7 separate regions of the Mus musculus genome follow, and regions 1, 2, 3, 4, 5 and 6 are each linked to region 7. The links are chromatin loops, found by intact Hi-C in ENCODE. Cell type or tissue: left cerebral cortex. All regions are shown on one strand.

Region 1 (4,000 bases), 140 kb before region 7:
TGAGTGGCCCTGAAGCCCTCTGTTCAGAACCAAGTGGATGGCTGTGCCTTGGATGTGACCGCTCCGTGTAATGGCACCTTTCAGCTTCCTCTATCGGGCTCTCTGGGGCAGACTAATTTCTTACCTGAGCACACCACAGTCACAGGCACACATCCAAGAGGACACACCCACGCCGCCCAGACCTTTTGGTGTCTCTAGCAGAAAACTCCCTCTTCTGCTCCAGTTCCGGCACATTCTCTCTCTGGGAAGCTGGGTTTATCTTGTGTACCTGCTGGGATTTAGCAGCAATGCATTTGTGGAGAAATAACACCTCTGTGTTGAAGATGTGCTGCTTAAAATCCCTTTCCTGGAGAAGATGACAACATCTTCCCCTCCCAGGATGGATGATGGCTGACCCCGTACTTGTGTGTGTAGACTACTCCTCTAGTCCTTCCCTGCCTGTATAGCCTCTACTCTATCTGTTTTCAACCTGTGGGTCTCAACCCCCGGAGGGGGCGTCACAGATCAGATATTTACATTACAACTCAGAACAGTAGCAAAATCACAGTTATGAAGTAGCACTAAAAATAATTTTATGGTTGGGGGAGGTCATGATAGCACAAATCACTCACTGTACTAAAGGCTCACAGCATTAGGAAGGTTGAGAACCAAAGCTCCTAGACCCTCCCCAAACCCCCAGACCTCACACAATTAAGGCAGAATTAAATGGGACTGGTTAGAAGGAGTGTCTGGATACTCAGTGAGGATGGCATGGCCCTCCCCACCCCGTCCCTTTTGAAGATAAGGACTCAAGAGTAACTGTGATTTTTTTTAAAAAAGATTTATTTATTTAATGTATATGAGTACATTGTAGCTGTACAGATGGTTATGAGCCATCATGTGGTTTCTGGGAATTGAACTCAGGACCTCTGCTTACTCCAGTCCCGTTCCCTCTGGCCCAAAGATTTATTTATTGTTATAGGTAAGTACACTGTAGCTATCTTCAGACACACTAGAAGAGGGAGCGTCAGATCTCATTACGGATGGTTGGGAGCCATCATGTGGTTGCTGGGATTTGAACTCAGGACCTTCAGCCCAACTGTCATCTTTTGAGAGCAGGTTCAGCAGAGGGTCCTGAAAGTGGCAGCTGTTTGGCTCAGAGGACAGTCCTGTCCCCCAAAGCTACATCTTTGGAAATTCCTGCCTCCATGTGAGTTATCATCTTTCCAGGGCTCTCAGAGGTCCTCTAAGTACTGAACCCCTCTGGCTTGGGCATCCAGAGCTGGGTTAAAACCTGAACCCACAATAACTAGGAAATGATCCCCTGCTGGGGACAGAGGGTGGAGAGAGCCACTGGGCAGGGTTTAGAACTTGTGTTCCGCAGGGGACTTTTCTCCTATCAATTTATTTTTTTTAAGTTAGGTGTATGTGAGTGAACGCAGGCACAGAGGAGACCAGAGGATTCCTAGGAACTGGAATTACAGGCGGCGGTAAATCAACCGAAGTGGCTGCTGGGAACTTGGGTCCTCTTGGCTGCTGCTGAGCTGTCTCTCCAGCCCTAATACTGGGACTTTTAGATAAAATGGGGGTGAGGAATCTAGAAGACTCGGACCAGCAACAGAGGGGACCTGGCAGAGCAGGCCTCGACCTAGCAGTGTGGGCTCCTCTGTCTTGAGGCTGGCTTGCTAATACTGGATGGGTAAGGGTCAGGCTAATTAACAACAATCCCTGCTCCCTGGGCTACCCCGTGCCCTCCCTAGAGCCCGAAGGAAAGTCTCTGCTTCTGCGTCTCCTGAGCCTCCAGACTGGGTTGGGCTGTCTCTGGGGATACTGCAACAGACTGTGGCTTTTAGAATTTTCAGCCCAGGAAAAGGAGAGAGACGTTAAAACACTAGTGTGGCCCGTGAGACGCTATTTCAGGATAAGAAGCGGTATTTCGGGAGACTCCAAGGAACTCGTTTGTGACGGTTTGCTCAGGAGAAGCAGGGACAGGAAAGACCCTCAAGGGCCATCAATCTGAGAGAGCTGGAGAGGTTTGCCTGGGACTCTCCCAGAAAGCCTGAGGAAGCCAGGAAGCGTCAAAGTACACAGCAAGCTGCAGGCTGCCCAGACAGAGGCTGGGGGGCACCGGCTGGCCTTGCGCCACCGTAGCAGCAGCGAGGGGAGGTCTGGAGGGGGCTCAACAGAAGTTCTGGGAAGAATTCTGCTCTGTGTCCATGGCCACTGTGTGCCAGCCACGTGCAAGAAGCTGCCAGAGCCCGGGACAATGAGACATTCTAATTTTGACAGCAAAGAGCTACATTTTGAGTATAATAAGAACAGCCAACTATGTGGAATGTCTACTCCGCAGCAGCCTTGCCTAACTGGGCAGCAACAGCTTTCTAATTTAATCCCTGTGATACAAAGCACAAACTGAGCACCTCGGGCAAGGACATGGACCTTGGGGCCAGATTTCAAATCCTGCCTTGGGCACTAGTGGACTGTGCAACTTTGAGTGCTTTGCTTAACCTCTCTGTGCATTCATTTATAAAGCAGGCGTGGCAACTGTGCTTATCTTGGAAGAGCATTGTAGATATTGTTCATATGCATGTATGTAGACCTATGTTGCAGAGGTGATCCATACAGCTGGAGGCTGAGCTCAGAGCTCAGATCTCTGCCTTGAGCTTCCCTCTGCTCCGTCTCCAGCTAGCAGGCTTCTCCCATTTTCTGTCATTTGGGGTCACTTCTTATGGTGGAGGCCTCTACAGAACTCGTGATCACCACAGGCTCGGAGCACAGCAAGCCCCAAGGCAGTGCTTTATCTGAATGGGGGTTAAGCACCCTGGGCTGTGCACAGACCACCCAGGCAGTGTTCTAGACAGATAAGAGGCCAGCAGTGGGGGCTTAGCATCTCACGTCTACAGATCACAAGAGGAAACTTGGGTCCCCCAGAGTCCACTGGCCTATGCCGGCTTTCTAGAAACATCCTTCAGTCCCACTGGGTAAGAGGCATCTCTGTGGCTTCCAGGTCTCAGAACTGTAGATGATATGTTAAAAGTACAGAGTGAGCCTGGAGCTCCTGAGGCAGCTGGTCTGGGTCAGAGCCAGAAGAACAATTGTTTGTTTGTTTGTTTGTTTGTTTGTTTTTGTTTTTTACCTCCCTACAATCATCTAAGCAACTGAAATTGTGTGCCTGGAGCCCACTCTTCCCCACTAGCCCAGGGATCTCTGGCTCATAGACATAAACACAGGTGTCCCTTTCAGCCATGTGTCCACCAAGTCGTTAACGTGGGAGGGCAGCATGCTTCTCTCGTTTCCATCTCTTCTGGATAGGCCAAAGAGAGGATTCTGAAGACATCTGGCCTCGGACCCTAGACCATGGGCTCCTTCTACCTGAGAGAGCCTGCTTCCCTGGCCCACTACAAGGAGCTAATCACCTGCTTGACCACTGCCCATCTCAGTAGATTGCTCTTAAGTAGGCATGAGTGTCTCAGGCTCCTTCCAGAAATAAGCATGTGTAAGACAGAGACCCAGCAATATCTGGGAGCAAGGCACGGGCATTTTAAATCTTCCCAGGTGATCCACTATTGAGAACCTGCTAAGCGAAACAGCCAAGACTCCACTGCTCAGCCACCCCTACCGCAGGCTCTGCTGGCGTCTGGAACTGAGAGATATGGGATGCCCAGGGAGCCTGGCTTTGTGTCTTTGTCCCGGTAGGGAGCACAGCTACATGTCTCTACTATTCTGTTCGGTATCTAGCCACTCCCAGATTGCACTAAAGGGCATCCAGGCTCCAAGTGTACGGTGTACCCAGTTGAGTACACAGCTATGGCCTGTTCAGTCTCCTACAACACCTGGAAGGACACCGGGCCACCACGGGGAGCACAGCATACATTGACCTAGGGATTTGGGCAAGCTGACAAATGAGGACCACAAGGAAAGAAGGGAGGACCATGGCTCTAGCCTTCACTCCCAGCAATATCACAGGGCCAGCAAGGTAATGGTTCTCCAAAGGCTAATACATTGAGTCATAAAGGAGATT
Region 2 (4,000 bases), 72 kb before region 7:
AGCTTCTTGAGCTCTTTGTATATATTGGATATTAGTCCCCTATCAGATTTGGGATTGGTAAAAATCCTTTCCCAATCTGTTGGTGGCCTTTTTGTCTTATTGAGTAGTCATGTATATTATCTTCATGGAAAACAGGCACTTCCCACAGGACCCCGTCTCCTCTGAACCCCGCTGCTGCTGACGCAAACCTCTTGCTCTCAAGGCTCAAGACCTCTCAAGTCTACCTGATGTTGCTGCTTGCCTCGCAGCTGACACATTCTCTACAGCTCACCTTTCCTCCTCTCGCACATGGCTCGTTCATCTTCATCCCTTTTTCTTGCTCGTTGGATTTTCCTGATTTATGCCAGGGACTGACCTGAGGTCTCATTCATGCCAGGCAAACACTACCGCTGAACAATCCCCTATCCTGTGATCCAGTCTTGATGAAGGAGTTCTGAGAGCTCCTTCTCCTACACTGTCTCTTGCTTCTCAGACTCCTCCTCAACAGATGTTGGTCAATTGTAGCACAGGCTGAGCTCAAACACTTGACTTACATGCCTCTGCCCCACAACCACTTGGGTTACACATTGTACTAGCATGCTGCACTCAAGATGCTGCCTACTGAATAGAGTATGATGCTAGAGTCCCCCACATCTTGCCTTTCTTTTTTACTTGGGCTAAGTGAGGCCTTCCTCCTCCCTGGCTGTTAATAACAGGTTTGCCCAGCTTGTTCTTGGCAAGGCTCACTTTTCCCAGGGAATAATGAAGTTTTGCACCACCACAGTCTTCTCATCAAGGAGGGACACTGGCAGGTCCTAGACTCCTGCTGCTGTCTCACCCTAGCCTCTCGGTTCTATATCCCCTCACCAGGTATATGTCTGGTCGTGGTATAGGGATCATTCTAAATGCTTCAACTGCCAGTCCGTGCGTTGTCTTTCCCAGTCCCATTAACTCACAGCAGTTAAAATAGATTAGTCACCTGTTAGGCAGTTCCTGATTTCAATATGCTGCTCTCAGAGACCTAGAGTCATAGAAGCACTGAGACATGAACCAGGGAGGAAAATGGTGGGGCAGCTCACCAGATCTCAGAGCTTATCATCCACTTCCTGTTAACTGCTTATGACTTATCCTGTATCTATCTGCCAGTGCCTGAGGCACACCCGAGTCACCTGAATCTGTAGTAGATGACTACTGTGATATGGAGAAAGAGGAGTTGTTTCTCTCTGCCTCTGGCGACAAATTTAGGTCCATCACTTGTCAGGGGTATATCCTGTCCCAAGAAGGAAAGTCAATTGGCCTGGAAATGCACACATCCGTCATTGTCATCATCATCATCAATTACAATTTATTTATTTTATGTGTGTATTTTTGCCTGTATGTATTTATGCATACCAAATGTATGCCTGGTACTTACAAAGATCATAAGAGGGCATCAGATCCCCTGTAACCGGAGTTAGAGCCAGTTGGGGGCCATTATGTGAGTACTGGGAACCAAAATCAGGTCCTCTACAACAGTAGCCAGTGCTCCTAACCACTGAGTCAACTCTGCAGCCCACACAGGAGACCCTTACCACTGCAAAGTATAAGGAACAAACCACCACTTGCAGAGAATTGACAGCTCTGGGGACTGCATGAACCTCATGGAAAGTCCAAAAGGGTCACTTTGAGGGTGGGGCATTCTGGGTGTTTTCTGAAGCTGGGGTGGCTTTCTCTGGATTCCATGTCCACCTGCTTCCAGACTCTAACAGTTGAATACAATTAACTAATGGCGCACGGGGGAAGAGGTCATGGTATTTATACTCTTAATGTGTACTTTCAGCCTTTGCAAAAAGCAGCTTCAACATCTCTCCCTAACAATGAGAATTTGTGAATGGCCGTTCCTTTCCAGAAATAAACTGTAATTTCAGAAGGAGCAAGCCCAGGAAAGCTTTGTTCCTGGGTTGCCTGCCTTTTCCAGGACCGTCAATGCACCGCATAGGAAGAGCTGTTGAGAATTGTCAACGATGTCAACGCTCCTCATGAAAAGGGACCTGGGGTTGCATTGTACAAAGGTCTGAATAACTCACTGTTCTCCGCAACGAGAATGAGATTTCTCGTTGTCATGGTTACCGTTAACAGTAATTCAATTCAACATGACATATATACATACATCAATGACGACGTCAGACTTGACCTCATTGTGTCTGAAAAGAAGCTCTGATGCTTGCCTTTGGAGGTCCTGTTAGAGCCCCAGAAAGCCCCGTGCAGCTCTGGGCTCCTTCCGTACACTGGTTCCATTGAGTTGCTGGATCTCCCCCACGGCAGGCACTACGCTGGACTTAGAAATGCCACAGTAAATATCTCAGGTCTTCCTGTGAAGAGTTTGGACTCTAAAAGGTAAAACAAGATCAGTCAGTCTATCACAGAGCATAAGGGCCGGGTGAGCAGGAAGGTTCTGTGAAACCAACTCTAGAGGCATACACTTATGCAAATGAGCAGGCCTGGTGTCTGAGGCACAGGAAGTGACGTTCCAAGTGACTCCGTTTCCTAAACGACGGCTTCAACGACTTAATACAGCAAAGCGGTAGGCTAGCATCTAGTTAAGGATCTCTGTGGGCTAAAATCAAGGGGTTGGCAAGTCTGTGTCCCCTTTTGGAAGATCCAGAGAAAAATCCACCCACTTCCTTGTTCTTTGCAGCCTCTCAAGACCTCCTTCCTCCGTCCTCACGCCTAGCTATATTGTGTGTGTGTGTCTCTCTCTCTATGTAGATGAATATGGCCTTGAACTCATAGAGATCCACCTGCCTCTGCCTCCCCAAGTACTGACGTCTACTCATGGGTTTTAGGATTTTGGATGTGGGTATCGTTGAGTATCATTATCTTGTCTATGAGACTGAGGAAAGACTTGTCACCTGTCTCTCCTGTATGTTTAGTTTTGTTGTTGTTGGAGGTGGCTTTTTGTTTTGTTTGGTTTGGTTTGGTTTGGTTTGGTTTTTCGAGACAGGGTTTCTCTGTGTAGCCCTGGCTGTTCTAGAACTCACTCTGTAGACCAGGCTGGCCCTGAACTCAGAAATCCACCTGCCTCTGCCTCTCAAGTGCTGGGATTAAAGGCATGCGCCACCACCGCCCGGCTCTCCTGTATCTTTAAGTTATTGATATTGTTTTATTTGTATATTATTTGTTTGGCTTATATTTTCCAACCCCTTCCTGCTTGGTGATACTGTTTGATATCTGTGCTGGGCCAAGCTGAGGGGTGGGGTCACCTCTGAATGGCTCTGCTTGATGTTGGAGTATGGGAGAGTTGGCTCATTTTATAGTCATGTCTCATGGGCAATTGTTTTAAGAATCTGTTCCCTTGAAACCAGGTTCAGTAGGTGAGGCTCACCCTGTCTGGTGCAGCTTCGAAGACGGCGTATGGGGATTATGCTGTCTATGACTAGACACGGGGTTAGGTGGAGTCAAGTAAAGAGGACAGTTCACTGGGCTTCACGTTAGTTAGCAGATAGAGGTTGGTCTGGTGGTGGTACACAGGCACTTCCTATTCAGAATGACGGCTCGAGAGATGGCTTTGCATTAGCAACACATACCACTCTTGCTAAGGACCTGAGTTCAATTACCAGGACCCACAATGAGCGGCTCACAACCACCCATAACTCCAGTTCTAGGAAGACCCAACTTTGGCCTCAATCAGTACCTGCATTCAGTGCACACACTGACTGACACAAATACATAGAAGTAAAAACTATAAAGCAAATCTTGTTTTGTTGTTGTTGTTGTTGTTGTTGTTGTTGTTGTTTTAAGAAAGACTGAAAACCATTGAGGGAGGCCAGGATGAGAGGTTTCTCACTAGGGGCCCCTGCCCTCCACCTCCCCAGTCTAACATGGCTTCTGGTTTTTTCTATAGTGGACTCCTTTGCTATCGCCCACACTGAAGCTACTGTTGGTATTTCGAGGCAGACCATCCCCAGTGTGGGTGGTGTGGGGCGGATCCCCAGTAAATGTTTGCTGAATTAATCAGATAGGTCAAAATAGGGCTTTTCAC
Region 3 (4,000 bases), 220 kb after region 7:
CCCACTCCCCTACCCACCCACTCCCCCTTTTTGGCCCTGGCATTCCCCTGTACTGGGGCATATAAAGTTTGCATGTCCAATGGGCCTCTCTTTCCACAGAAGCAGTCTCCTTTTGGAGGATTTGAATATATATATATATATATATATATATATATATATATATATATATATATATATATATATATATACACACATTATGTATATATGTATATATATGTGTATATATATCTTCAAATATATATCTTCAAATACATATACATATTGTATTATGTATATATGTATGTATATATACATATAATGTGTGTGTATATATGTATGTATGTGTATATATATGTATATATGTGTGTGTATATATGTATATATATGTGTATGTGTGTGTATGTATATGTGTGTGTGTATATATATATATATATATATATATAATTCCCCAATTCTAATTCTTTTCCTCTCTCACAGCCGCTCTTATCATCACCGTGTGCATTGTGGCCGTGCTTGGAAGAGAGGCCCTGGCCGAAGGGACACTGTGGGCAGTCTTTGTAATGACAGGGTCAGTCCTCCTCTGCATGCTGGTGACAGGCATCATCTGGAGACAGCCTGAGAGCAAGACCAAGCTCTCATTTAAGGTGAGCAGCTTGGCAGGCCTGCAGGAAAAATACCAATAGGTCGAGAGCGTGGTTTTTTTCTGTAAGAAAGCTGAACCTTTGTGGCTCGGCCAGACTTGGGAGCTTCGGGAGGCCAGTCTGGCCAGCTCACCTCAGGGACCCTCAGAGCACAAAATGTCTTGTTAAGCAGGAGCCCCTATGTCTCCCCAGTCCTCAGTTAGTAGGGCATACCCTGTCTCTAAGGGCCTCTTGTTAAATATCCTGATGAATTGCCTGACATTGTTTGGCCTTGGAGGTGACCCAAGGTATCTGCAGTTTTAATAATTTAATATAATAATAATAATAATAACAAATAATAATAATAATAACAATATCAACATAGTTTAACCTTGGGGATAAAATGGATATCCCTCTTCTAGTCTCTTTATGAGGAATGTTTGGGCAATTCTTTTTGGAGTGGGCTGTTGAGTTTGCCACCTCCCATCAGATCTGATGGCGCCTCATGTCTCTGCAGGTACCCTTTGTCCCCGTACTTCCTGTCTTGAGCATCTTCGTGAACATCTATCTCATGATGCAGCTGGACCAGGGCACGTGGGTCCGGTTTGCAGTGTGGATGCTGATAGGTATGTATGGGATGGTGTGTGCTTTGCTGGGTGAACCCGCATTCGATACCCAGCTTCTCTCTGTAAGGCCGAGCGTTTTCCCCTCCTGCTTCCTGACTGGCTAGTTAATGTAGCAGAACCCGCCTCCTTTCACCTCAGACAACATGGAGAAACAGGAGTTGTCAGTGGCTTACTCTAAAACTCCTGACACGTTGTGGAATCTCCTTCCCCTTTAGATACCTTTCATAGCCGGCTGCCCAAGAGAGTTCTCTCTCCAGGCATATCTTGAAGTTAAAAAAGCATGAGGTGAGAGAGATAGTTATTAAGAAAGCACCAGTTACTCTGGATAGGAAGGCTAAGTTGCACCTACTTGCCCAGTACCTGGCTCTGGGCTCTTCCGAGTACCTCTGCCAGTAGGACCACGAGCGTGTGGGAGCTGCTGGGAAGCTCTTGATGGAACGGCAGCTCTCGAGACAATCGGGGCTTGAGCAACCTGGGGATTGTGTACAGTTTAGTCCGGAGTTGTCTGCCTGGATGCTGGCCATCCCTCACTAGGGCTGATGTTGTGTCTCTCCCTACCAAGAGTGTGCCACTCTGTTCCCAATCTCCACCCCAGGCATCTGGCCTGGGGGCTGTAGAAGCTGGTTTCAGGCCTTCTCATTCTGTCTGATGGCCTAGGAGACCCTGGGCCCTGAGACCCTGGAACCTCGTGAGAAGCACCTTGCCTTATTTCTTTGTACATTCCAGGGACCTGTCTTCATTCGGCTTCAAAGTCTAGAGAGGTGCCCACAGCTCACTGTGACCCATTTCTTGGTGGTGGAGGTATGGGGTCTTCTCCTAAACTCCCCCTGCCTTGGGCCGGTGAGCCCTCGGGACTGTATTCCTGTGTGGGTTGCACAGGTGACCCTGAGCCATGTGTTCACAGTCCCTTGTGGGTCAGTCCTTTAAAGCATCACTGCAGATGTGGAGAGCCCTGGATGCTGGGTCAATACTGTGTACGGCCCTTGTTGACTGTCTCCTTCAGTCTAATGGGTTACTTAGGAAAAAAAAAAAAAATCAGAGCTACTAAGCCAGTCTAGGCTGGAAGTCCCAACCTGGGAAGGAACAGTGTCTCTCTGGTACTCTGATGCCACCTAGTGGTGGAAAACAGCTCAACGTCTTCTGTGACCTTCCACCCAGCCTGCTGCTCAGGGAAGCCCCTGTGCACCGCCCAGGATATACACAGTGCAAGCAGGACAGTGACTTTGGCTAATCCCATCCGGGGCCGTGTGTCGCCTCTCCGGGTGTCGAAGTCTACCTGGGCCCCCCCTGCGGGTCTGGCAGCCCTGCCTGCACTCTTCACCCTTCTGTCCCCTTTTCCCCCGTAGGTTTCACCATCTATTTCGGTTATGGGATCTGGCACAGTGAGGAAGCGTCCCTGGCTGCTGGCCAGGCAAAGACTCCTGACAGCAACTTGGACCAGTGCAAATGACGTGCAGCCCCACCCACCAGGGTGACAGCGGTTGACGGGTGCCCGTAGAAGCCTGGGACCCTCACAATCTCTCCACTCATGCCTCAGGATCAGCTCACACCCCCAATGTCACCAAAGCTGGTTTGCTGCCAGCTCGTGAGATCCTGGTCATTTCTGGACAGTCCCTTGGTTTACTCATCTCCCTCTGAACAAAGAAAGCAGCCCTTCTCCTTGCCGGCCGGCCGGGCGCTTCGCTGCTGCGGCCCCAGCAGAAGGGAGGCCCCCTTCTCCTCTCACTTGGGAAGCAGGCCTCCCTCCCTCCCTGGGACCACCCTGGCATCGCCCATGTGCACACTCCAGATGGCTAGTGAGCCTCTCCCTGTCAGCCCAGGACAGTCTCCTGACCACAAGATGCAAGACTATCCCAGCGAGGAAGCATGTGCCCCAACAGTGCTGCCCGACAGCCCATCAACTACAGAATACCTAAAGAGGAGGAACAGGCCCACATCTTACTGCTTTCTGGCTGGGGTGGTAGGATGGGGTCCCGGGTCTGCACAGAAGCATCTGTGCAGAACACAGCACGGTGTGAGCCGTTCAGGTGTGAGCCGCTCATCTCGAGCACAGAAGACGGGAGATCCCTGGAGTGACCAGTAGTGTCGAGATGAGACGGCCAGCTCAGCCCGCGTGGACTAGGGTGACATTCTCTGGTCTCATTCCTAGCAGGCCTGGGTTGGCTTTTGCTGCTCTTGGCGCCTTGTCCCCACTGTCCTGAGTCACTGGAACACAAGGCTGTATCCGTAGGGTTATTTCATTCTCTCGGGTCTTCTAAAGTTCTTCAGACAGGTGGCACTCAATGTGGGGTGGTGACGCCTTTCTGGCCACTGACGTGATCTGTGTGGCCTTTTACATCTAAGGAGTACTGCGGAGTCCTCCCCCTGCTGCTTGCTGTGAATCACTCCACTGGATTAACTTGGGGCTTAATGTTACCTTGGAAGATAGCCAAATCATTACCGACTGCCATATCAGCTTGCGGTTCAAGATGTGTGGCCTGCGCAGGAGATGGCTTGGGGTCCTATTGCTATTCCTCTTGTAGCTGTGGTGCCTTTGCCTGCTGCTGGTGAGATTTCCACCCTGGCCTGGACCTTATTCCCCTTCATTTCCCCTCCCCCACCCCACGCTCCATATCTCTCGGGGTGTGGCCTGAGGGCTGACACCTCTTCATTTACTCTTTGTAGATAGAAACTGCTTGAGAGTGCTGGTGGATTCTCAGAACCAGCAGGGTGCCCTTCCCCCACCCCACATCCCCCTTCCACCATATTGGGGTGGCGAAGCCTAGTGTCTTAGTC
Region 4 (4,000 bases), 62 kb before region 7:
ATGGGCCAGGGCGAGCGGGGAGGGGCACAGGGGTTTGACATAACCTGTTTTCCTGTCAGCTAGCCCTCTGTGCATCATCCCTCAGCCCTGCCAGAAGCAGATACGGAGTTGAGGGTCCTTTAGAGTACAGACTTCTTAGTCCCCCCCACCCTTGACCCCCACTTAGTCCAGCAGCATCTAGACATGGGGCTTTGACACTTCTTGCTGCCCTTTGAGACCTTGACCCTAAATGCTCCTAGCCAGACACCCCAAAGTTCACAGAGGCCCAGAAAAAGGTAGACAGCAAAAGAAGAGCTCACTCCTCAGGCCTCAGAACTGAATTCAAAAGCCGTGTTAAGTCCATCTGCCCTCAGATGCTGCAGTGCAGAGGGGAATCTGGCCTTCCCAGACTCCTCCTCCACACCGGATGAGAGAAGCTGGCCATCTGGTGTGGAACCAAGCCAGATGGGGCAGGTTGCTGAGGGGAGGCTCTGAGAGGCACCACAGAGACGGGGGTGACTTTGAGTTCCTGATCACAGCAGCCCCCACCGCTCATGGGACCGCATTGTTCACTGCAGCGCAAGGGGAACACGTTGGTTCTGCTCCTGATTGGATTCTGTGTTGTGCTTTTAACTGCTTCGCCTCTGAATGCCAGGCCAGCTGTTTAAATACATGCTTGTGGCCAGCTTTCCTCTGCGGGAGCCCCTCATTGTTCTGAATGTAAAAATAGGAGACCCCGCTTCACAGTGAGGCTCAGAAACCCCTGGTCATGGGTCCCTACACAGTATTATGTTACTTTGGTTAGACCTAAATAAAAGACTTGATTTTTAAAAAAATAGAGTATTTTTCTGCATGTTAAAAGTGCATGGATAAAGCCCATCAGTCCTGAAGAATATACTTGATCATGATAAACCAAATAAGTGCATGATTGATTATCTCTCAACCTAATGCAATCACATGTATCCGGGTGCAGGAAAGCCTTTGGATCAGGTCAGCAATCTTTTAGCAGTTCTGACTGGCTCAGAGGTAGCACCAATAGATATTAATTTCCCTGGGGAAATTTTCTTTTGATCACGCTTATTGACTATGGAGCCTTTGGGCATATGCAAATTCTGAGAATTTATGTTTTACACCTGAAGCCATTTCTTCATTACTATTATTTCACTCTGACATTCCACAGTGTTTATTACACTCGCTTGAGAAAATTGTCCTCTGTGCTCTATACTTTCTGTCCTCAGTCATTTTGTCAAAAGGTGGGCTGTTCCAGTTGCTTCGGACCTCCTGGAAGCCAAACATGGCAGCTCACGGGGCGCCTGTGCCCTTCGACCCGGAAGTGACGACATGAGAAGATTACTTCACGGACAGGGAAGTTGGAAGTTTTGATCGCTTGGTTTTAGCTAGCACGCCCCACCCAGAGAGTTGTCATTTTGCTGGCACCCATAAATGGTAACAACTATTATCCAGGGATTTACCACAGTCGACGCTCATCACCAGGCATCCACCATCACACCCGAGGCTTGTTGATGGCGGACTGATAGCAAGAGAGAAGAGGGGCAAAGGGAGGGCCAGTCTCTACTCTACTCGTCAAGTATAAGGGCCTAGAACATCTTTATATTTACAAAAAGGTTTAAGAACTCCTGGTACAGGGCTGGAGAGATAGCTCAGTGGTTAAGAGCACTGACTGCTCTTCCGGAGGTCCTGAGTTCAAATCCCAGCACCCACATGGTGGCTCACACCCATCTATAATGGGATCTGATGCCCTCTTCTGGTGTGTCTGAAGACAGCAACAGTGTGCTCATATACATAAAATAAATAAATCTTAAAAGAAGAAAAGGAAAAAAAAAAACTCCTAGTGTAAAAGTAGACTAGGTCAGCAGGAGACTCTAAAGTCTGCCAGCTCTCAGTCTACTGTGAGGTCATGCTATCACACTAACAAAAACCTGTTTCATTTGTACTGCCAGAGGAACTCACCTTGCATGTGTGGCGATTGTGCCACTGTCCAGGGGAGCCGGGGTATATGTGAGATTTGCGGGGTGCAGCAAGTGGGCTGGTGGGAGATGAAGTTTAGGTTTAAGGAACCACTGATTCAAAGCCAAGAATAATCCAAACAGGACCGGGCTCTGTGAGGCATATCCCAGCACTCTCGGAAAACAGAGAAAGGCAGATCTCTGAGTTTGATACTAGCCTGGTCCACACAGAGAGACCCCATCAAGAGAACAAAGTAAATAAGAACAGTTTAAGCAGTGAAGGAATCTAGTAAAATGCATTTACTTACATTTAATTTTATTTCTTGTCTTTCATCTATTTATTTGTTTGTTTATTTATTTATGGTTTTTCAAGGCAGGGTCTCTCCATCTAGCCCTGGCTATCCTGAAACTCAGTTTATAGACCAGGATCCTCCTGCCTCTGCCTCCCCAGTGCTTGCTATCTTCAGACACTCCAGAAGAGGGCGTCAGATCTCATTACGAATGGTTGTGAGCTCCCATGTGCTTGCTGGGAATTGAACTCAGGACCTCCGGAAGAGCAGTCAGTGCTCTTACCCACTGAGCCATCTCTCTAGCCCCCAGCTAGTCTTCGACAGGCACTATTTTGTTTCTGCATCCTCATGCCGTGAAAGCCTGGCTTCAGTGTTGCTTTAAAGACCAGACGGGGCTGGAGAGGTAGTTTAGTGGTTAGGGCTGCTCTTGCCTTAGACTCAGTTCCGATTCCCAGCTCCCACATGGCAGCTCACAACTGTCTGTAACTCCAGTTCCAGGGACTCTAAATGCCCTTTTCTGGGTATCAGAAACATCAGGTGTGTGTGTGTGCAAGTGAGCATATGTATATGCAGGCAAAATACTCCCATACACTGAAAATAAGATAAATAAACCTTAAGGAGAAAAAACAAAAAAAAAAGACCAAGAGAATCACCAGGAAGCTATGGGGAAAGCTCCAGTCAAAAAGGCCAAGGGCGCTGGAAGATGCTTTTGCGTGCTCAGAGAAAGGACGCTTCTTCTGGCTGTGGAGGCACTAACAATGGACACCCAGAAAGATGTTCAACCACCAAAGCAGCAGCCAATGATAGATATTTGTGGAGAGTGTCACACCAAAAGTGAAATAAAATCCAGGGATCCAATCAGAGGCAGAGAATGTGGATACAGAATAATGTACAAGAAAAGGATGAAAAAATTGGTGGGGTTGATGCCCGGATGAAATGAGGGAGTTCGGGAGTGTTTTCACTCACCCATTTGCCTCATTGATTTCTCCTTAATGCATAGCGTTTAGCTCAGTTTACTTAAGGACTTCAACTGTAAACCTATGGTTTCATTTTAGACATGCAATTGTATTTTAATGCTTTGTATAAAGGAAATTTTGCTCAACATATGGCTTCATTTATTGTTCTTGTAATTCCTCACACGGTGAAGATTAAAAGTGTGGCCCCCCCCCCAAAAAAAACCGGTCAAGGGTGAGCGAGCACATGTCTCCCACCCATGCACCGCATGAAGCTGAAGCTGGGTGGCGTCAGGGAGATCAGCAGTTTCTTGGTCCTTCTGCAAGGGTCTGTGGTTTATGATTCTAAGTCATCACTGTGTGTTTAGCCACCAGCTTGGTAGATGAGCTGTTTCAGCGAGTCACTGGAAGATTTTAGTAAATAGCATTGTGAGTGTAACTGTACCTCCCACAAAGATTCGTTCACATCCTTACCCTGCACATCTCCAAACGGGACCTTGTACGGAGAGAACCATTGCCAACGTCATCAAGCTAATGTTTGATGTAAATGGTGGGTAAGGCATCCAGCACCTTGATGGGCACCTTGGTTAGGTTGGGAAGTCTCTAGATTGAGAGGCACACCCCTGGGTGTCTGTAAGGGTGTTTTCAGGCAGGACTACCTTATACAAAAGGACATGCCCTGAATGTAGGTACCACTCATCCATAGGATGGGAAGAATTGAGTGGGATACAGGAGGGAAAGCAGAAACCCCTCGAGCACAGCCTTTCTACTGCCTCCTGCCTGTCAGGAGGTGAGCAGCCTCTGCCATAGT
Region 5 (4,000 bases), 150 kb before region 7:
GGCCAGGTGTCTCTCCTAATGAGACCAAAACTCAAAGGCTCAGAGAAGTCACCCCAATACTTACTCTCTATCTCTGGAGTTGGAGATGAATCATCTGTCCTTCCATTTTTAAAATAACTGTGTGAGTAATAGTGCTAATATTTTCCATTTTAAGAGAAACCCAGAAAGTGAAAGGAGATTGTTTTCCTTAAGCAATGCAGATGCCAATGTAATAAAACCCTTCGAGTACTTGTGTGTGCGTACAGCAGGTAAAGCATGTCACAGTGGGTTCACCCTGGTCACATGGAAGGACACCGGACTTTCTGACCAGGGTCATCTAAGTATCTGGGAGAAAGACAGGGGTTTAACCTTCCCTAAACTACTGAATGCCACTGTAATAATTGGTTGCCAGGGCACTGGAAACCTTCGGGATGGGTGGCTCCACGGAGCCTGCATCTGCTGGCTGCCCTTCTGTCGGATGCAGGAGGCGGACGTGGGGGAACCAGCTCTCTGTGGCTGCAGATCTGCACCCTGCCTTTCCTCCCCAGCTGCCAGTTTGAAGGGCATGTGGGCTGTGTGATCCCTTTGTTCCTTTGAAAGAGAAGAGAAATGTGCTCGGTGTAAAAATAGGGTTTAAAAGGCTTTAAAAACCAATCATGCCACATCAGGACGGGTGACAGAGGAGAGTGCTTCCTGTGGTGGCACCTGCAGAGACCCCTCCCCCACCCCAGGTATCTCTGCCCCGCCCTGCTTCTCCTCTGCACCTCGGATTGGGTGCTCCTGGGATTCCATCTACTGGAGCCACTTGCTTTTAGGGTTTAAAGAGAGTCAATTCACTCACTGGGGGCAGGAGACAAAGCTGGGCTTGGGGCTGGGGCTTCTCAGTCCTCTCTCTGGTCCCCTTATTTTTACTTAAGAGCGGCAGGCTTTTCCATTAAAGTTCCCAGATCTTCCTCCACAAGCCCTTTCTATATTTTTAGCACCACAGTCCCTCTTATCTGGATGTGGTAACCCCTTAAAGTCTTTGAGGGCCATCCAAAAAACATCCAGGGTATCTTGTTAAAGGACGAAGCGTCAAGAGCGACGTGCCTTTTACATACTGGACCTCACATCACCTTTTGCTAGTTTTAAGGACTTTATTTACTCTTTAAGGGCAAGAATCGGGCCCTAGGTCAGCTAAAGATGCACTCCATTAAAGATGCACAATTAATTCCGTGGCACTCTGTAGGGATCTCTGCACACGACCCTCCAGCATGGCTCCTTCCTTGCTGTGACAGCCTCAGTCAGGGGCTGAGGCTTGTAGCTCAGTCTGTAATCAGTTGTTCTTCACTGCTGGCCTTGAGGGGAAAAAAAGTCATTTGCTGTGCCCCGAAGGGAGTCTTTAGTGTAATTCCACATTCCTGGCTGGTACCCAGGGCCCCACACTAGCTGTCAGTCCCACCTAGCTCCCTCCTCACCATCCCCGTGTTACACCAGGGCCCCACTCAGGGCTTTGGCATCAGACCTTCATCCGAGCTTTCAATCTCAGCTCTGCCAGTGACTCTGGGTAAGCAATTAATGAGTCACTTTCCTCTGGAAAGTGGAGTTAGTGGCACTTCCTTTATTTGTACAGAGAAGGCTTTTGAGCATATGTGAGACTGTTCGGTGACTTGGAACAAGAGCTCTTCCCTTCTGAGCTCTCCTCTGTGATTTGTCAGAAAAATTACCATAACCAGCCCACAGTGCTGGGTGAGTGGTCTGACAGCTGTCTCCCTGGTGCAGCCCTCTGAGTAGCGCTAGTGAGGACCCTATGCTGACTGCAAAGATAGCCCACCCCCCACCCTACCCCCATAGCCCCCCTTTCCAGACACCCACCTCCATTACTCCCATCAGTCCCTGGGACTCCTGGGATGGCAGGGAGGCTAGGAACCACCCCACCCCACCCCACCCCCTTTGCCAGATCCTCTACCTTAAGAAAACATTACTGGGGTCCAGAGAGATGGCTCAGCAGTTAAGAGCACTCACTGCTCTCACAGAGGGTCTGAGTTCAGTTCCCAGTACTTGTATTAGATAACTCACAACCAACCATCTGTGATCCCCCCTACAAGGGATCCAACACCCTCTCCTGGCCTCTGTGGTCATACGTGTGTGAGCGTGCACACACACACTTTAAAATTTTTTACTTCACAAGAGATAAAAGCTGTCCACACACTTCAACTTTTCCTAGAGATCCGCTGAGCTCAGCTAAACCTCGCAGTTCTTAGGAAGTGGTGGAGCCAGTTCCACACAGGGACCCCAGCCAGCCAGCTTCCATCTACTCTATCTGTGCTCTTGACAGAGTGGCTCTGCCTTTGAGGATCCAGCTTCCTTATACAGAGATCCTAAATCGGGGTATTGACGCTCGCTCGTTTCTCTTGCCCACACATAGCATCAGCTTTAATGGCGTGTTTTCCGAAGACGCTGCGAGAAAGCCAGGGGCAGCTCCTGCTGTTGCCCTGCTGCCACCAGAACATCATCATGGTACACAGATGCTCTGAGGGTCTTGTCAGAAGAAGCCTGTATCCTAGGAATAATTAAATTTTGCTGCAGAGGAATGAACGGGTTGTGTGTCCTTCATTCCGCTATTCGGTCATTGACACTAAGATTCGCCCTGTGCCTTGCAACGGGATTGTGGAGGAGACAGGAGCCCACAGGCTGATAATGCACATGGGATCCAGAAGAAGCAGACGGAAAGACTCTGTGTTCAGGGGGTGTCGGGGAAGCAGGACACGTTTACAAGAATGCCGTTCTCTTTCACCTCGGCCTTCTTGCTGTCTGGGTTTATGTTTAGTCTCCACAGCAGCCTGACTGTCTAGGGCAGACTCACAGCATATCTGATGTTTCCGTCAACAGCTGATGATCCGTGTGATCTCCATCCTATAAGGTTTAAGGGATTCTGGGAAATTCCTGGTGTGATGCCACAGACATCATAAGGTCACAAGACGGTGTGTGTTAATGGGTTGCTGGCATCCACCCGCCGGCTACACTGCCAGATGTATCTGAGCCTAGGACATATAATTATGTCCAGTACACAATATTGACAGCGCTGGTAAATAGCTAGACTGCTAGTTTATGCATCTTCCATGCTTTCCTTCCATTCTTTCAGAGTGTGTGTCTACTTATTAAAAGCAGTTTACTGTAAATGATCGACCGGCATTAAACTCCACCCCGAGATCTACCAGCATCTGGTGTTTACTGTCTCTTGACCACATGGGATAATTCGCCTGGACACTCAGGCTGGCCCAGCAGTGAGCTGTCTTCTCAGGTTAAGTAGCACAGGATTGAGGCTGCCTGGAGCTTTACCCCTCCTAACACCCAGTCCCTGGAGTCAGGTCAGTCTGACCTCACCCCTTGGATCTAGGCTATGGCTAAGTGACTCAGGCCAGATAAGAGTTCTGTCTGCCTGGCCACCGGGCCACCTGGATTGATATAGAGATAGAGTTTGCCAGGTAAGATGCAGGCTATTTTATTTTTTAAAGATTTATTTATTTATTTTATGTATGTGAGTGCACTGTAGCTATCTTCAGACACTCCAGAAGAGGGCTTCAGATCCCATTACGGATGGTTGTGAGCTCCCATGTGGTTGCTGAGAATTGAACTCAGGACCTCTGGAAAAACAGTCAGCGCTCTTAACCACTAAGCTATCTCTACAGCCTGATGCAGGCTACTTCTAAAAGCCCAATTAAAAATTTGAATTCAGGCAAACAAATCGTTCCTTCTACATGCCAGATATTTCATGAGACACTGCTAAGAAATTATTTGTTGTTCATTGTGAAATTCAAAAATATTTTTATTCGATATTATAAAAATAATCTTTATAATACTCAGGAATTTCAAGGTTAATGTGACATTGTTATGGTTTGGACGCATCTGAACCCTTGGTTCTGGATCCGTGGCGTGCTGTTTTGGATGACGGTGAAAACCTGAGAGGTGGGACCTGGCTGGAGGAGCTAAGTCCCTGGGGAGCGAGTCTAGGTGGAATATTATCTCTGGCTGTCAACTC
Region 6 (4,000 bases), 240 kb before region 7:
CAAGGCTATGGGTTCATTCCCCAGCACTTGAAAGCCATCCCTGACATTCATTTTCTTAGACTCAGACTTTCCTTGTATTGCTTCACCTTCTGAAAGATTCCATTGGGCAGCCTGCATATCCGTGAGAGGAAGTTTTAGGGCAATGAAGTCCTTGCCACCCTATTGGGGTGGCTGAAATTCTCAGGGGTTTCCCACCGTTCTATATTTTATTCAGAAAATAGAATGCCAGCCTGGGCTCTGCTAGGCCTGAATAGATGTCACTCCAGATTAATGTTTTACTCTGATGTCATGGTGTTAGGCATCACTTGATACATCAGGGCAGAGGACTCCTCACTTGGAGACTTGCCTCCATCAGATTGGCCCGTGGACACGTCTTTGGGGAATAGTCTTATTGCTGATTGGTGTAGGAGGGTCCAACCATCCCTGGGCAGGTGAGTCTAGGCTATATAAGAAAGAAGGTGAGCCAGCCTGGGGAACACGCCAGAGAGCAGCCTACCTCTCTGCTTTAGTTTCTGCCTCGGCTCTCCTCAGTGATGGACAGCAACCCGTAAGCCAAAATAACCCCTTTTCTCTCCAAGTTACTTTTGGTTGCAGTGTTTATCACAGCAACAGAAAATGAACTAGGCTAGCTGTCTGAATTTAACTTTTTTTTTTCCTCCAACTTCTAGCATTCCAAAACCTCTGTGAAGTGCAGCATCACTTATCCAACATATGTAAAGAAACTGCTTGCAACTGTAGCTCATTCATTTCCTGACGCGGAAAGCAGGGTTCCAGGACAGAGCCAACGTGGTTCCATCTGTGCCCGGTGGAACTCTGTCGGCCTGCCCTTCTCAGTAAGTTTTATTGCTTCTTCTCTCTTTCCCTTTTTGCTCTGCATGAACCTGGCCACCAAGATGGCTGCACCCAGTGGCAAAACCCTCAACTCTCCTGGCTCAAAACAAGGAAAGACCTTGGACAGCCCTAACATCCGGGAAAACGGCAGGGAAGTGACGTCCGCCAGGGGGCGCCCTTGTTCTCACCTGGACTCTGCAGACCTGGAGTGCAGCAGGACAGCAGGTGACCATGGCTCAGGAGGGCCTTGATGGGCAGGCGGCGAGTGGGTCACAGAGTCACTAATGGCCCCGCCGTCCGCCACCTGCCGCCAGCCGCCTGCCGCCGGATGAGGAAATGGCCCTGCCCAGGCATCGATCTTGGAAGCAGCTGAGCTGAGCTGTGGTTCCAGGGAGGCTGCCTGCTCCAGAGGCCTTCCCATGTCCAGTCCTAAGGCCCTGCACACTTCCTGCCTCCCTCCCTTGCTTGTTTGCTTCAGTCCACCTATCTTTCCTTCCTCGATGTTTCTAACCCCAGGTTACTGTGTGTGTGCCCTCAATAAAGCCATCATCCTCAAGGCGCTTGTCTGGAAGCAAGTCTCTCAGCTCTCCACAGATTGCGGGCAGGGGGGGGGGCGCTTTCTACTGACACTCAGTAACCAGCTTCCCTTTTCTCTACATAAGGTCCAGAGGGGGTCTGAACAGGTTTCCTTGTGGGAAATCTGGTACCATTGTGCCCACACTCTTGCTAAGGCTGATCCTAGAGCATGAAGTAGGTGCTGCAAGCCAGTCATTGTGCTAGGGACCCCCCTACTCCCCAAAGGCATTTCATTCCCAATTCGCTGGACCACTCTTTTTTCACAGAGGCCAAAATCTCTGGCAAGAGCCTACTTAGTGGCAGCTCAACTCCCTCCACCGAGACAGGGTCTCCTGTGTCTTCGCACACCTTGCCTAGGAGAGAAATCAGAGCTAGATTATGCTACCTAGGCTGCCGCAGATTGCCCGCTTCCTCTAGCCTGCTCCTTCCCACAAGACTGGAGATGGAGATGGATGTAGAGGCAGCCTGCTTTCTCCTAAGCCCGTTCATGGCTTCTCATCGTGTTCATCTCCCTTTGTGCCTACGTGTTTGTAATAAAATACCCATAAACACATCGTTAACATTGGATAGGGACACCCTAAAAGGTGTGTTTGGACTTAATCTCTTTACGGGCCTCATCTCAGAGTTATGTTCGTTTGGAAGCACTAGTGAATCTTGGTGGGGGAATGTGATACCATTCAGTCCCTAACAGAGGCCTAAATAAGTTTTAGGTATATGAGGTCACATTCTGCAAGACGTGCAGGCTATCTTTATCTCCTATGCAAACGAACCAATTTCTGTAAACATTTTTTCTAAAAGCAGTTGTTGAACAGAAATATCCAAACACTAGGTACACTGCCTTAAGTAATTGTTTTTAAGTCATGTGTTTGGAGTTTTGTTCAAGAAAAATAATGTGTGAAATCCACTTTATAAATCAGCCGCTTTAGAAAAATGTCTGTCTTGGAAGCCAATTTTTCTCTCCTCTATCAACAAACCTTTCCAAGTGAAGGTTTAAGCGGGAGGGTGTAGTACAGGCAAATGGGCACGAGGTGGCGCCCTAAGTAGCGGCAAGGAGCAGGCAAAATGCATCAGGCTCTGGATTTGGTTTGAATGAAGAATGTATTCATTCAACATGTATTCAGTCCTTGTTGATTGAAGCTTTAGGGTTGGAGCTTTGCAATGTCAGGATCTTGCAGCAGAAACGACCTGTTTAGATTCTTATCTACTTATTTTCTAGGCTATTGTTTGACCCAGATATTTGCCTCTGCCCAGCTTGCTGGGTGAAGTGAGGTTAGGTCTGTAGCTGATTTGCATCTTTAAGCGCTGTCCGGAACTGGTCAGCTGGATCTGCAGTCAAGTTTGGGCGTGCTCTTCGTCAACAGCTCCTCCCTCCGTTTTCTTTGTCCATTGAAAAAAAAAGTTGCATCCTTCACTGATTCCCTGCCCAAGCTGCAGGTGTCACCACACAAATTGGGCAGTCTCCAATCGTTCCTCCCCTGACGGTTGTTCTCTGGCTTTCTCCTTCCATGCACGGAGAACTGGTTTTGTTTCCCTTGACATCTTGTTTCCACCTCAGCTACGTGGAGGAAGAGTCGCAGTGTTTGTTTATTCCTCTGGTTCCCCTTTCCTCCTGATGGTAAGAGCAGGTCCCTTTGGGCCCCCAGCTCCCACCAGGAGCACCCCACCCCCAGCTCTACTAGGAACCCTTTCTGGGTTTTAGCATCGCCTTCTGTACCTGCCCCTTGAGGTTTCAGTAGGAAGCAGCTTCCTGCATGGACACCCAGGGGTTGGTTTGCCTCTGTCTATCTCTGTAAACTTCTGGAAACATCTTTATTAATTTCTCTCCAGTCAACCCTTAGAGGTGTTAGCTCTTCCTGCAAGGTTTTGATTGAGTCACAGAACCAGAAAACCCTCTTTGTGCCTCCATTTCTCTTCTTTTAAGTGAGAATTCATATCCACCTTGTTAATGAGGATCTTCTCTAACAATGACTATAAGCCAAGTGACATCTGAAACCTGTTAACTTCTCTGTACAAGCCTCTGTAATCATCAGAGTGAGCGTCACAGACTAGGTCCTTGGTCCAATGTCTTCCTTCACTTATGCTAATTTTTGTATTAATGGGCAGGTTAATGGGTGCCTTTATGCCGAAGCACCAAAGCATCACAGAAGATTGTCACAACCGTGCTAGTCAACGCTGCGGTCCTGACTACAGACGCAGAGGCCAGACTGCCAGAACCCCAGGCCCTTATGAGTGTTATGTGCTGTGTTTCCTGGCGTATACTAGCCTGTTGCTTCCTCTTTTCCATCTTGCCGACTCCTTCCACCTGCAAAACAGAAGCTGCCCGAGTCCAGCTGTTGTTTATATGGAGGTACATCAAGGCCAGGGAGAGCAAACATTTAACAGGGGCTCTGCTGGGGGCCGGGAGCAGCCTCTGAGTGTCCTTTGCTCCTTTGGTAGCTGGACACTGGGTCCTTCCTACTCCGTGTCAGCAGTTCAGAAGCCTGGCGAATACAATTACTCTAAGACTCTGGACTTGAGCTGTTCATCCCAGCAAGGAGCAGGCTGGAAGTTTCTGGAAGCTTAGAGTCAGCAGGCAGGTTGAGGTGTCTGGAAG
Region 7 (4,000 bases):
TGACTCTGCCTCAGAAAACCCCTCTCAGCTCTACGAACTTAGCAGCAGCTATGGCTGAGGGGCCCGCGGTGTCATCATCCATTCTTAGAAAGGCCCTTAGAGATTTAGATGAAGTTCCCCGGAAGTGCGGAAGAGCGTCAGAGAGGCAGAGGGGATCAGCAAAGACGCCTTCGCGGCAGAGTTAGCTCTTTGATTTCTTGTGAGGTTAGTTTTTCCATATCAAAACTGCTGTGTCATCCACTGCCTCCCGGGTGATGCTGACAATAGATTCGAGGACGGATGGTGTCACCCTTCCCTGCTGTGCCCCGGCAGGCTCCTCTCTGCAGCCCCTCACTTCACGCTCCACAGTAAAGGCAGCACGGCAGAGAAATCCGTTTGTGTTCTGCAGTGCTCCTTCATGCCTGAATTATGTCAGGAGAGGGTTCCAACGAGTTTTGTGGATAATAACATCTCAGCCTGTCTTATTTGAGTAGTTAGAAATGCAACCAGGTGCAGCAAGCTTACTTTTAAAAGGCGCGGCCTTATACAGAAGGGGCAGTGGCAGACAGCATCCCGTAGAAGACATGCTGTGTGATTTTGGGCTCAAAGTAGGGGTCATTACATCCCTGGCAATGGGGCTGGCGGACAGCTTTCCTTCGTTCTGCCAACTTCTGCTTCTTGCCTTTCAACAGCACTTAGGTCTGTCAGAGCCATGGTGGGTGGTGGGGAGGGGGAAGGAGGCTGAGGAGAGTAGGCGTGGCATGGGAAAGGGGGCTGAGAGTAGGTGTGGCATGGGGAATTAACGTGGTAAACATCTTTAAATGGTAATGCAGTACTCCTTCAGAATCTGTTGGTGGACTGAAAAGCTTCAGTTGTTTGGATTTCCAGAAGGGTTCATGGTGGGGAAGGGTTCTGTGCTTATTAAACACACACGGAGAGAAACTACATTAAGAGTAGAAAACCATGGAACCCACAGATGCTGAAATAGGGAAGCCACATTGGGGTGAGCCTGGGCCTCTGTTTTCCTCTACGTTTGGATTCTTAGGGAGTTGGGTCTGTGATGTAGGCTCCTAGGAGTGTATGGAATGCCTTCAGCCAGGCCGCCACTCAAGAGACAAGTAGGTCCTCTGAAGTGTCCCGTGAGTTCCCGTCCGATGAGGGAACACGTGACTGGGGAGATGGTTCTGGGGAATGACGCAGGCTCCTAGACAACAGGGACTGCATAGCTCACGTCTGAACTCTCAGTGGCCGCAGAGCCTGTGGTGCACCTGTGCGTCGAGAGAGAAAGAGGATGAGTAGCCACCGTTCACGTCAGAAGATGTGCTGTTATTTACAAAACGATGTATGTGCCATGCATGAAATCATCCTTAACAGCACCCAGACTTTAGCCCTGGAAGGTAGGCAAGGCTGCCTTTAGGTGAGGTCACAACTGTAGGTGGGTGTAATAGTATCGTGTGGAGACTGCCCTTCCGAAAGGTCTGAGATATGAATAAGGCTCAACTGAATACTTGTGGTTTCTGTATTCTGATCCTAGATCCGTGGTAGACATTATTTTTTCACCTAAATATTCTAGCATCGGCATTATATTATGCTGTTTTAAATTCACAATACAATTACGTCACCGGGTCAAACAGGGGCTAGGCTGGGAAGTGGTGAATCTACATGTAGTCTCCACTACCACTATATAGTTTCTGGTCATTTCAATTAAGCGGATTGCAGCTTTATGGCCCTAGGACTTCAGGAAACGTGTGTTCAGACATTGCCTCTGCTTCACAAGAGTCTTGTTTCTGTTGAACTTCCACGGCCTTATTGGAAATCAATGATTGTTTCTGATCTTCAAACTGTCATGTTGAGGAGACCTAAAGATTAACTCACTCAATAAAATGGTTTGAGATTGCAGGATGTGGAGAACTTGCAATGATTAAAACACATGCTTCTGCACCACGGTGTGTCCTATTTTAACTGTGTCTACACAGTGCGCGAGGGAATTTCTCCGTGCAAGTTGTTTTCCTCCAACAATCCGCGTGATCATGGCATTTCTGGACACAGGTAGGGACTGACTCCAGAGCAAGAGCCTCTAAACTGAACCGAGACAAGGGCGCTATCCTTTCCTAGCAACTGTTGCTATGCGGGGGCGTGGCATCGATGCGGGCAAGGACGCCCCGGAGGCCCCTTCCCCTCACCTGCACAAACTACATTTCCCATGATGCTCCGAGAGGGCTCCGTTGTGACGAACGGAACAAGCGCAGACGGGGGCGGGGGAGGTGGGGGGCGCTATTCCCAAGTCGGCTCTCGGGCACCAGCAGGGGCCACCGCCGCCATGTTGGGCTGAGGCGATGACAGGAGGCGGCCGGGGCGTGTGGGATTGAGAAGTGGAGGAGGAGGCGGAGAGTCAGGGCTCTGAGGGGGAGCTGTTCCCAAGCTAAGGGAGGAGCCCCCGGAAGACGCTGCGGAAGGCAGGCAGCGAGGCGGAGGCGGCCGGAGCCCAGACGCGATGCGGCCCGACCGGCGCGGCTGCGCTGAGGCGCCCGCGGCCTGAGCCCCCCCGGCGCTGCGCTCGGTTCGGCTCGGCCCAGTTCGGCTCGGCTCGGCTCGGCGGCTGGCGAGGTCGATGCCCTTGAGCGCGGCTGCGCGCAGCCCGGCTGTGCGGCCCCGCGGCGCGCGCTGAGCTTCTCGGCGGCCCCGGCCGCTTTCAGCTCGGCGCTCGATGTGTAGCCACATAGTTATCTGTACACTTCGTCGCCGGGGCTTTAATGAGGACCTGAGTCGCGAGCGCGTGTGAATCACCGCCTGGGCCGGGGAAAGAGGACGGCGCATTTAACCCCCTCCCACCCCGCTCCATGTCCGTGTGTCACTCGGCTCTGTCCACCTGGCGCGGCGGGTCCTGGAGCTGCTACTGCTGCTGACGATCGGCTCCCCTCGCGCCTCTCGCCCCAGAAGCTCTTGTGCTCCCACGTAACTTCTACTTTTTTTTTTAATTTTTATTTTTTTTTTCATTTTTGGGAAAAGCTCAGCACAAACCGATCAGAATTGTGAAGGTTCTTTTTTATTTTTTCCGTAGTTCCAGCACTTCTGCTCTTGCTTTTTGTTTTGTTTTCTGCGTAAACCTCTGGCCCACTCTCAAAAGGCAAGATGTCCAGTCATGTCCCGGCGGATATGGTAAGTGAACGATAAGTTCCGACGTTCGGATTGTAGTGTGGTTTCCAATCTTATTTAATCGGAAGACGACGCTGGCGTCGGGGCGAAGGTTTCTGGGGCCCGGCGGGGGTGAGAAATGGGGGGCACTTCTGGAAAAGCCAATCTACTTGGCTTTGGAGAAGTTGGCTCTTCTGCCCCCCTCCCCCCTTTTCTTTTAGGAAGCACTGGTTTTTGGTGTGGTTTTGCAGCTTTTTCTTTCTTTTTTTCTTCTTCTTTTTTTTAAAACCACTGGGAGTCACTGGTTCGGTTGTGTTTCCTAAGTCGCCGGAGGCAGGGAAATGCAGTGGAAGCGGAGGAAATTCCTTCCCGATTGCTAGAAGGCTTTCAAGGCTTGGATTTAAACGCTTCGGGAAAACGTCAAGGGCTGTGTGGACACGGCCGGGGACGGGCGGCGAGCTGGATACCTAGGGTAGGAAGAGGCTGTCTGGCTCAGTGACAGACAAGATCGTTCAGACGTAGGTGCACACTTGATACATTTCAGGGGCAGCGGCGCACCTCTTTGGAAAAAGTCTTGCTGTGAGCCCTTCGAAACGTCTAGCTGAACGAACAGCTATGACAACCGGAGCTATTTAAATGTTTTTCAATTCTAGGTTTATGGCGTAAAGCGTCCTTTTTAAAATATAGATATTCCAAGGTTTCTTGGTACCAAGTAATTAACAGTTTTGCATTTTAGGTTTTTGTTTGTCTATTGTTTGTTTTAAGCCAGTTAAGCATGTTTATTGAGCCTGGATCACTGGGCGTTGAGAACTGGAAACAAAAACTGCTATTGTTTATTGAGGCTTTTTCCTTTGGTTTCTAAATGTTAGGGTTGCGAGTGTGTTGA

Evidence for each region. A loop is a pair of places that touch in the nucleus more often than their neighbours do. Peaks named below come from ENCODE experiments on the same cell type or tissue, not always from the same donor. Only the 100,000 strongest peaks of a DNase experiment are listed, where the experiment ranks them.
Region 1: a loop joins it to region 7, with 2.3 times the contacts of the local background. A loop is called at or near these places in 13 of 42 quality-filtered maps.
Region 2: a loop joins it to region 7, with 2.6 times the contacts of the local background. A loop is called at or near these places in 3 of 42 quality-filtered maps.
Region 3: it touches region 7 in a loop (2.7-fold over the local background); 9 of 42 quality-filtered maps call a loop at or near these places.
Region 4: a loop joins it to region 7, with 2.1 times the contacts of the local background. A loop is called at or near these places in 3 of 42 quality-filtered maps.
Region 5: it touches region 7 in a loop (3-fold over the local background); 13 of 42 quality-filtered maps call a loop at or near these places.
Region 6: it touches region 7 in a loop (9-fold over the local background); 19 of 42 quality-filtered maps call a loop at or near these places.

The regions. Positions count from the first base shown.
Region 1 is chr5:148,689,177-148,693,176 of GRCm38, reverse strand. No RefSeq gene overlaps it. Among named protein-coding and RNA genes, the nearest start is that of 2210417A02Rik, 51 kb to the left of the region's middle. In left cerebral cortex, no CTCF peak of the experiment used is centred here; a DNase peak (open chromatin) is centred at 2,251.
Region 2 is chr5:148,623,311-148,627,310 of GRCm38, reverse strand. No RefSeq gene overlaps it. Among named protein-coding and RNA genes, the nearest start is that of Gm36140, 8.6 kb to the left of the region's middle. In left cerebral cortex, no CTCF peak of the experiment used is centred here; a DNase peak (open chromatin) is centred at 2,187.
Region 3 is chr5:148,331,115-148,335,114 of GRCm38, reverse strand. Slc7a1 (solute carrier family 7 (cationic amino acid transporter, y+ system), member 1) reads left to right here. Exons shown (of 13, transcript NM_007513.4): 11 at 457-623; 12 at 1,117-1,225; 13 at 2,572-4,000. The coding sequence ends at 2,675. Among named protein-coding and RNA genes, the nearest start is that of Slc7a1, 67 kb to the left of the region's middle. In left cerebral cortex, a CTCF peak has its summit at 2,362 (motif pointing left); a DNase peak (open chromatin) is centred at 2,340.
Region 4 is chr5:148,612,639-148,616,638 of GRCm38, reverse strand. It overlaps the pseudogene Gm29815. Among named protein-coding and RNA genes, the nearest start is that of Gm36140, 19 kb to the left of the region's middle. In left cerebral cortex, a CTCF peak has its summit at 1,728 (motif pointing left); a DNase peak (open chromatin) is centred at 480.
Region 5 is chr5:148,705,793-148,709,792 of GRCm38, reverse strand. No RefSeq gene overlaps it. Among named protein-coding and RNA genes, the nearest start is that of 2210417A02Rik, 34 kb to the left of the region's middle. In left cerebral cortex, no CTCF peak of the experiment used is centred here; DNase peaks (open chromatin) are centred at 498, 1,605 and 2,240; H3K27ac peaks cover 372 bases.
Region 6 is chr5:148,791,695-148,795,694 of GRCm38, reverse strand. It overlaps Gm36405 (a long non-coding RNA gene), which reads left to right. Exons shown (of 3, transcript XR_377235.2): 3 at 894-1,378. Among named protein-coding and RNA genes, the nearest start is that of Gm36405, 16 kb to the left of the region's middle. In left cerebral cortex, CTCF peaks have their summits at 998 (motif pointing right) and 2,424 (motif pointing right); DNase peaks (open chromatin) are centred at 998, 2,432 and 2,788; H3K4me3 peaks cover 287 bases.
Region 7 is chr5:148,551,091-148,555,090 of GRCm38, reverse strand. Ubl3 (ubiquitin-like 3) reads left to right here and starts at 2,303. Exons shown (of 5, transcript NM_011908.2): 1 at 2,303-3,138. The coding sequence starts at 3,112. In left cerebral cortex, a CTCF peak has its summit at 2,289 (motif pointing right); DNase peaks (open chromatin) are centred at 2,235, 2,791, 3,133, 3,574 and 1 more place; H3K4me3 peaks cover 2,184 bases; H3K27ac peaks cover 2,317 bases.